2 separate regions of the Homo sapiens genome follow, and region 1 is linked to region 2. Evidence: chromatin contacts called from ENCODE Hi-C or POLR2A ChIA-PET data. All regions are on one chromosome and are shown on one strand. The core of a region is the stretch at or near the end of the contact, and the rest is flanking DNA. Distances in the headings are between cores, read along the strand shown.

Region 1 (5,510 bases), core at 2,471-4,970, 42 kb after region 2:
TAAAAAAATTTTCACTTATTTCCAGCTTCCTAGAGGTCATCAGAAAAAAAAGTAATCTGAAGATAAGAGAATTACTATAATTTTTGCTATTATATAGTCAATTAATTCAGTAAATAATTAACTAATGCCTACTATGGACCCAGAACACACTATTGTGTTTACTAATTGTTTTTATATGTATGTCATTTATTTTAATTTGAATATATATAACTTAGGATCAGGAATTATCTCTTATAAAGTCTTTAACTACTTACTGATGTGTTGAAGTGACAGATAAGGCACTGACCCAAGTAAATAGCAGTACTGAGTATAAGGAAATTATTTTCCACTTCACTCTTTTAGAAATAAATATTATTGGCATTAATACCAGAGAAGTAAACTTTATTTTTTTAGTCCCCCCCAAAACCTATACATTTTTCTCTTTTAATATCTGCCAGTGTTTTCAGTTGCACTAACCCTGCATATAATCCCCTCAGGTGACTTTTCTATCTTATTCTGTTACCTGATTTGTTCTATAGCATGAATCTCTCCACATGAGGAGCAAGGAAAAGTTTTTACAATACAGTCTATGATTTTTCCTATCTTCCTATGTATCTTTTATTTACTCATTTAAACTTATTCAGAAATATTTATTTAGTGTCTCCTATATTCTAGGTACTAGTGACCAAGCACTAGTACTTGCATATGCATATACTAGTACTCTCAATGCATATTTTCCTGTTCATCATCCCAGACCTTCAAGATCAACATTCAGCTTAAACTCGATTCTTTACCTAAAATTCATATTACACTCTTTCACATCTTATTCTTCAGCCCATTTATTTCCACTCCTTTTTAGTCATCATACGATAAGAAGTGCCAACCATGTCTTGTGATACTCCATCATCCTTCACTGACTGGGCTAAACATGCTGCAAATCTGGGACAAAGAAGGGACCAAAAGGTTGCTATCTGCACACATCTATGCAAAAAGTTTAGCATAGTATTGGCAAAATTGCTGAAGCTGTATTCAAAATTCACTGGTAAGATATATGGGGGAAAAAAATCACAGAGAAAGCAGTCCCACCTAGAGTTTGCAAAACTGTAGCATATTGTTGAAGCCAGAGGAGATGTTAAAGTCACAGGACAATAACAAAAAGAGAGGTGGACTTTGCAACTAGAAGATGCTCCATTTTTCCTTTTAAGGAGCCTTAAGTATCTCTATTAAGTATACTTTTTAAGTAACTGATATGGTTTGGCTGTGTCCCCACCCAAATCTCACCTTGAATTGTAATAATCCCCACATGTCAAGGGAGGGGGCCAGGTGGAGGTAACTGAATCATGGATGTGGTTTCCCCCATATTGTTCTCATGGTAGTGAATAAGTCTCATGAGATCTGATGGTTTTATAAATGAGAGTTCCCCTGCACAAGCTCTTTCTTGGCTGCTGCCATGTAAGACGTGCCTTTGCTCCTCCTTTGCCTTCTGCCATGATTGTGAGGCCTTCCCAGCCATGTGGAACTGTAAGTTCATTAAACCTCTTTTTCTTTATAAATTACCCAGTCTTGAGTATGTCTTTATTAGCAGTGTAAGAACAGACTAATACAGTAAATTGGTACCTGGAGTGGGGCACTACTGTAAAGGTACCCAAAAATGTGAAAGTGACTTTGGAATTGGGTAGCAGGCAGAGGCTGGAATAGTTTGGAGGGCTCAGAAGAAGATAGCAAGATGTGGGAAAGTTTGGAACTTCCTAGAGACTTGGAGGGCTCAGATGACAGGAAGGTATGGGAAAGTTTGCAATGTAAGACATGCCTTTGCTCCTCCTTTGCCTTCCACCATGATTGTGAGGCCTCCCCAGTCATGTGGAACTGTGAGTCCATTAAACCTCTTTTTCTTTATAAATTACTCAGTCTTGAGTATGTCTCTATTAGCAGCATAAGAAGAGACTAATATAGTCACAATGGGGTAAACAGGCTTATACTCATTGGGTAGCTTCCCTGGCACAGACAGGCCACAGGAGTAATTAAAAACAAAGGAATTTCCTCCGCCCCCATTCACCAAATTCTAAACAAACTCCTTCACTCTTCTACTCCCTGATTTTTAGAATTAAAGATTTTTTTTTGAAGCATATTCAGGGCAATGTCTTGCACTTAGTTTATGCCTGATAAAGCTGATTTGATTTTTGATCACGAACAATGGCAGAGTGGTGGTGAGTGGGGGCATAGAGAAGGATAGTATTTTTATTTTTTTAATGTGTCTGACTTTTTCCTTGGAAATAAAAACCACATATAATTTATATTATATTTAATCAAGAAAATACTGAATCCATGCAAAATAATGTTTCTGGTGAAGCTGTAAAAATATGTCATATTCCTTAGAAGATAATACCACCTTAAAACCAGGTTAAAAAAGAAATAATTACAAGATGTATTAGTTTTATTTACAACCACTTATCTTCAGGTCAGAAACTTTCTTTATTGTATATTATTAAATTCATAATATAATAATTGGATATTAGTATCTGTTATGTATTTATTTTTATGGTGAAAAATTTCAACTTTACATAATGTTAAAGAAAATAGTATATACTCATCAATAAGATTCAATAATTACAAACTTCGGCATCCTTATTTAGCTGTTTTTTAAAGATATAATCTTGGCAGCTGATGGTCATTGGGCTTGTTTGTGTTTTATTACCACTGAAATACATTTTAATGTAGTGAATATTGATTTTGAATTCCAAGTTCCCATTTGGTGGTTAATGTTTAATTAACATCATTAAAAGTGAAGACCTCAGTATAGATAAACTTCTGTACAAAAAACTTCAAGGAGAACTAAACTTTTTGTTTTACTGTGTAGTGAATATTGCTTTCAATAAGGGGATTTTCCAACTGAAAAATGAAGACATTTAAGTTACATGGAGCTTTTTGAGGACCATCCTAATAAGTACCTGACATTTTTTTATGCACATATGTGCCAAGCATTGTACTAAGAGCTTTACATGCACCCGCTCTTTAAATAACCCTATGAGCTATGCTTATTATCCTCATTTTACAAATTAGGACCCTGAAGCTGTGAAAGATTAACCTACTTAACTGTCTGGAGTCTCTCAATAAATATCAGGCAGGATCTTATTTGCTAAAATTGTATTTTATTTCTATAAGTGATGTTTTGAAAGATATAAAAAAATTTTATGCCTATCATGAATAACCATTAAATGGTGCAATAAACATAACATTGTATACAGTAATTGTTTAAATGAAAGAACTTCTGCATAAACACATAAAAAGACAGATTCCTAATCGGAGATGCAGTTACGACCATGGGAGGTAGTAAGATGTGAACACAGATCCCCAGGAACAACAGGAAAGAAGCAGGGTAGTCCACCAAATAAAAAATATACAGGAATATAAAGGAGATTGATTCAAGTGTCTTGGGTTTCAAGCCCACATTTTGCAGTTTCTGTATATAAGAAATTTTAAAAATATTTCATCTTATTGGCTCTATCCTTTAAAAATAACTTAAAATTTTGGTCTATAAACAATAAAAATAGTGACTTACGTGTCAACAGAAATAAGTTTCTTTTCCCCATGGTCAGAGGCATAATCCCAAGTCGTTTCAATAATTCCAATGTAATAATGCTTTTCTTTCGCCCAGGCTGGGGTACTACATAAAAACAGAAAAATACCAAGTATCAAAATCTTCATTTTTTTCCCCTTCTTGGAGCCTGAGAAGAAATGAAGTAAAATCAGGAGCAGGCAATTTTATAAATAAGACTTTCTTCCTTATTTGCTTGATTGACACAATTTAGTGTTGCACAAGAGTAAATTGTTTCATTAAAGCAAATATTTTCCAATTCAGTTAAGTTCTCGTAAACCACCAAAAAAACAGTTCTTGGTTGCCAGGCTTCTCTGACTGAAAATAAAAAGTCAACAGTTATTGTTGGAGGCATTAGGGTGTGCATAACTCTGTGCCTTTTTCCATTCATTGTGTAAATTCCAGGAGGGCAGAGAACGTGTCTAAATGCTCCCTTTGTTCCTCTGACAATATGTCACAGCACAGTGTCCTGCAAACAGTGCACTTTTAGTAAATCAGGATAAGAATTATGTAAAATGAATCAAAACATGTAGCTTTTTACTACAGTCATTCTTAATGACAGGGATACGTTCTGAGAAATGCATTGTTAGGCTATTTTGTCATTGTGTGACTATCACAGAGTGTACTTACACAGACTTATATGATATAGCCTACTATACATCTAGGTAGGCTATATGGTATACCTATTGCTCCTAGGCTACAAACCTGTACAGTCTATAACTATGCTGAATGCTATAGACAATTGTAACACAATGATATTTCTGTATCTATACATATGCAAACATAGAAAATGTACAGTAAAAATATGTTATTATAATCTTATGGGACCACCATCACATATGCAGTTTGTCATTTACTCAAACATTATTATGTGGTGCATGACTATTTCTAAAAGTCTAACAAATGATTAATTGCAGCTTTATGATATGAAACATGATATCTAGCATGCCAAATTTAAGTAAACAAAAATAAGAATTTAATTTGGAAGAATTTATCTGTTTTATGAGCTTGGACCAAATCTGCATAAAAACTTTACCAGATCATTCTGTATTGCTATATGCAAATAACTAGCAGAGCCTAACAGGGGCTAATAACTTTGTTTTAATCATCAAATAAACAAACCATAACTAAACCTGTCTTCAGAGGCAAAGATTAGTCTTAGTAAATAGAAAGTACCCCAGTTTATCATTAGACTGAAATTTTTCTCTTTGAAGTGGATATGAATTTTAAGGTGGAAGACTTTTTCTTAAAACCCTGTTTTTAGTCAGGAAGTATATGTCTAAAAGTATGAAATGGCTTTTTTTTTTAGCTGAAGAAAATCCTGATAACAGTTGACACTTTGTGTTAGTATAATTTTTTTTCTCTCAAATACCTCAAAACGTTGTGTATTTGCTGAAGGCCACTTGTTGAAATAGATTGGTATAGAAGAAAGCATGCGATATTTGAACAATTCCTTCATTTAGGAAATATTATTGAATGAGCCAAGTTCTGTTCTACTCACTGGGAATACAGCAGTCTGTGCCAAGTTCTGTTCTACTCACTGGGAATACCGCAGAGAACAAAACACCTACCATCATGCAACTTACATTCTACTTGGGGAAACTGAAAATATAAAAATGAAAAATGAAATACACAATATTAGTGGTGAATGCTATGGAGAAAAATAAAGCAGAGAAGGAGAATAAGGAGTGCTAGGGAAAAATCTGATGCTACCAAATGACCTCAAGTAAGATACTTCAGCCCAGCTTCAGTTTCCTCATCTGAAAATCTCAGGTTAATTGAAATGACCTATGTTAAGGCAGACAGTGGAGGAGCTTCTCTCACCAGCTGGTAATAATCTTAACTAAATGGCTTGGTACAGAAAACTGAATCATGTTGCCCAGGATGCCCCAAGGCCTCCTTCTAGGACTGCCTTGAACAATTGTGCCGTCATGTC
Region 2 (4,054 bases), core at 45-2,544:
GCTAATGAGCAGTGATTTTAAAAGAATCCCAAATGAACAGTGTTGGTTTGTTCCATAAACTCATGAACTCTTGAGTGTGAGCCAAGCGCTATGGCAGTCCCTAAAAATCCATAGATGAATGAAATGTGTAATAATAAATAGGACCACAAATACCAGATTTACTCATTTGTTTGAGCCAGAACACTGAATTATCAAGGAGCTACTTCCCCCGGCTCACTCAGGCACTTCACCCACCTATCTATAACCGACTCCATTTCTTTTCTCCCTCCTTACAGTAGAGGTCCTTGAAATTTGCCTCACGTATTACAACGGCCTCCCAACCTCCAGTCTCTTCCCCCTCCAAGCCTTCCTTCATTCCACCAGAATGAAGGATCTGAAATGCAAATATACTGCCATTCTTGGTCAATTTTTCAGTGGCTACCTGTGACCCACAAGACAAAAATCTAAACTTCCCAAATATCTTGAAAGGCCTTTGAGCTGTATCATATTAGGAAATGTTAGATTTTTGTCTTGTGTGTCATAGGTAGCAGCATAGTTGCTAAAGTAGATTGCAAACAGTTTATTTTCCTAGGATTTTAACGTAGAATTGGACCACAGGAAAACACTAACCTTGTCTTCCTTCAATTGTGTGTCTATTTTGGGAAGTGTCACAAAACAAATGATTTGTATTTTACCTTAACTTGATCCACAGTTGAATAATAAGCCCATGGAATACAAGCAGAATCCTCTGTTCCAGCTCCAGATCTTTCTGGGATTTTCCATACGTAAGTGAGAGTTTCACCTAAATTCATCAAGTGTTAATGGATCTGGTTGTATTTGGTTTATATTGTACACACACACACACACACACACACACACACACACACACAGCCTTGATAACTAGGACCCAGGAACTGGAAATGTCAGTGTAATTAGTTTTTAAAAATTGTGGTACTCAAGATTGTTTTCAGGAATTTAGTTTTAAGATGAACTGGAAGACAAAATTTTGTCATTTTTTGGGTTAATTTTAAATTAGCTATAACCCACTTGCCATACCACAAAGCTAGGAGGTGTGTACTTCAATATTACAATTTGAAAAAACTTTGCAACCAATCTCTTCTTAGCTTGAAGTGTGTTTTCCTAATATACTTTTTTCTCTTCAGATACCAAGTGATTTTTCCCCAGTGGCTGGCACCTTTCCCGTAATCTCTGCATGTGTGTATCTGGACTATTTTGTGTAATTCCCTCAGCTTCAGCATTGGCTTCCTTTCCTTGTCCTCTCTCATGATCATCCTTAGTGAGCTCATGATTCCTGGCGAGGAGCCGTTAGACCTCTTGATCTCATGAGTCACCGACTTGACACAGTTATGTTTACCTCCCCCTCCAGTCCATCTCATTCTATCACACCATGTGCTGTTTTGTCACTACTCCCACATACAGGACATAACCACACCCTCGGCCTTGGCATTTTGAAGACGACCAGTTGCTTCACCCTCCTGCTTTGCCAAGGCTCTTACCCTTTTCCCATGTGCTCTAGGCTTTTCTCCAGTCTGATCTGCGTTTCCATTCACCTCAGGGCTTCCTGTGCAACTGCTCACAGGCCTCAACTTTTGGCCATGCCCACTCACCAATCCCAGCCACACTCATTTTCCATCCCATTTATTTAGACCACACCATTACATATTCATGCTATCACACTAACCTGCCAGAGTCCAACAGACATTCACTAGAGAATCAAGCAAGACAACAGAGATGGTCTCAAGTGATGTGGTAGACGTCTTACTTTTTCTTCAAGCCTCAGTCTGAGCTGTTCCTATGTCCTCACCCTTTTTCTAAGCAGAAAATTTCACTAGAATATAAAGTATTGATTCACCACCTGCACATATTACTGTCTGGCCATCTCTGCTTTTACTTATTCTCATAAGCTGCAAAATAACATTTTCTTCTCTTTTCCACACCCCTTTACAACCTGCTCTTCCACCAGTGGTCAGTGCCCAAAACCTTGGGGTCATGCTTGACTCCTCTCTTCCCTAACACTCCCTAGTGCCCATTTTCCAGCAGGTCCTTTTAGTACCACCTTTAAAATGGAACCAGAATATGATAACATCTCACCACTTCAGCCGCTTCCACCATATTCCAAATCTCGATGATGATGATGATGATGATGATTTTACCCAGATTATTGCAGTGGTCCTTAACTGACCCCAGATTCTGTCCTTGCCCCCTTAGGGTCACTTAACCACACATCACCAACAGCCCCTTAAAAGGTGTCCATCAGAACATCAGTCTTAAATCTCGAGTCTGAGGTCCTCCCTACTCCATCTGGCCCCTGCTCTCCCTGGATCTCATCTCTAGCATTCTGTCCCTTGTGTGCTTTTCTTTAGCCTCTGGCTGCCTTGCTGCTGCTCACACACACCAGGCATTGCTCCTGTCTTCGGGGCCTAGAATCAATTCGTGCACAATTACCTGAATTTCATTACTTCTCAAACTTTAGGTGTTTTCAGCAATGCCACCTCCTCAAGGAAGCCCTCCTGACCTCTCTACCTAAAATAGCACCCTTGCTACACCCTGCTAAGTTATTGAGAAATAGTATTTTCCTGGAAGCCAACTTTACAACTAATAGAAGAAAAATATGGTTCTTATTAAAGAAAATGCTCACCTATGTATATAATCTGTTCAAGATTTTACTCTATGTTTATTAAAGAAACATTTGATGATCTCCTAATATATGCCAGATACTGTACTAGATAGGGGGAATTTAGAGTTCCAAGTGGCAGCCTCTGGCCCTTAGAACCACATGTGCTAGAGACAGGCATGGGAACATCCAGCCACATATGGTGTGGTAGATGCCATTTGAGCTGTGTTCTAGCTGAGCGAGGAGACAGCATCTCTCTGATTCACGCTTGAGGATTCATAGATGTCTACTACCTTCAGGTTTTTCTCTTAAGCTCTCCTGTGGACTTTTTTTTTTAGTACAAGCATGTGCATGTACTTGCATACACACAGACACCTCCTTGCATCCCCTCTTCACAACTACCTCCCTTTTCACTTTCTTGGTCCAGACTCTCTATGATGAGAGTAATCTGTGGAAAGGCTGTACAGCCTGTTAAAATGCACCACCCCCACCCCCGCCCCCGTGAGTACCTGGTAATGTTGGAGTAACTGTAGAACTCTCTGTTTGTACCCCATGGGCATGTATTGAGTAGGGCCTTGTGGCCATGTTTTTAAAGATAATTTTGACTTTGTCTCCAACATCTGCATGAAGTTGTGGACCTGGCAAAAGTGAAGAGGAAGAGTGTCCAATCAGAAGGTCTAACTTAGTAATAAAAGCAAAGATCAGCAAAGATAACTTGTTTCTCTCCCCCATGGGTTTGTGGTATAATACTCTTGGATTTATACTGCGTCCCAGGGAATTTGGAATCAATACACTGGAAATAAAAATGGAGACCATTTGTTTATCTCTTAAGAGTTCTAGGGGAGGTTTGGCCTGAAAGTCCTTTGCAGAGTACCGGTCTAATCATGGTGGGTTGGATATCTGGCCAGGAGTCATTTATACCCCTCTCATTTCTACCCTTTATCCAATCTTAGCTTGTCTCTTGTCTGGTAGGATTTTTGTGCTCCAGCAACAATGCCATTTTGCCTTGGTGTCTTAGTCTAGGGGTTGAGGATAACCAAGCCTCAGGGGAATGCTGACAGTATGGGAACACAGTGGGGTGGGGATGGGAGTGGGGGTCCCTGCAATTGATAGTTTTAAAGAAATGTCTCAAGACCAGTGTTGCTCGAGTTCTAGACATTCTGTCTTAAAGTGAGTCCTAAAAAATTGAAGGCAGCTTTGCCCCTGCTTTGTGCGTGGTATCATTTTTTCTTTTATTTCCTGTTGTAATTAATTTCCTTTTGTATATTTCTTCTTGTAATTAATCATTTATATTTTAATTTTAAAAGTAAATAGCTGTAATTTGAGAGGAATGGGTAGGATAATGGGGATAAATTGGTTAAGAATTTTATTAGGGCCAGGTGTAGTGCCTCACGCCTGTAATCCCAGCACTTTGGAAGGCTGAGGTGGGCGGATCACTTG

Evidence for each region. Hi-C counts contacts between places; a loop is a spot of excess contacts on that map. ChIA-PET counts read pairs that join two places held with the same protein, here RNA polymerase II (POLR2A). Pooled maps may share reads with other maps.
Region 1: a loop to region 2 is called in a map of MCF 10A, with 4 times the contacts of the local background. The contact joins the promoter of CP here to the enhancer-like site in region 2. A Hi-C loop is called at or near these places in 4 of 168 maps with a recorded cell type or tissue (MCF 10A, cardiac septum, endothelial cell of umbilical vein and 1 more) and 10 of 50 pooled maps. POLR2A ChIA-PET finds 5 or more read pairs at or near these places in 7 of 52 experiments (A549, BJ, K562 and 4 more).

What each region holds. Positions count from the first base shown.
Region 1 is chr3:149,218,109-149,223,618 of GRCh38, forward strand. CP (ceruloplasmin) reads right to left here and starts at 3,721. Exons shown (of 19, transcript NM_000096.4): 1 at 3,539-3,721. The coding sequence starts at 3,684.
Region 2 is chr3:149,178,882-149,182,935 of GRCh38, forward strand. CP (ceruloplasmin) reads right to left here. Exons shown (of 19, transcript NM_000096.4): 14 at 3,124-3,252; 15 at 675-781. Among named protein-coding and RNA genes, the nearest start is that of CP, 41 kb to the right of the region's middle. Within about 2 kb of position 1,295, at least 16 of the 41 ENCODE cell types and tissues checked have a DNase peak (open chromatin) inside an H3K27ac peak, as active enhancers do; they include PC-3, endothelial cell of umbilical vein and gastrocnemius medialis, where a contact is called at or near this core.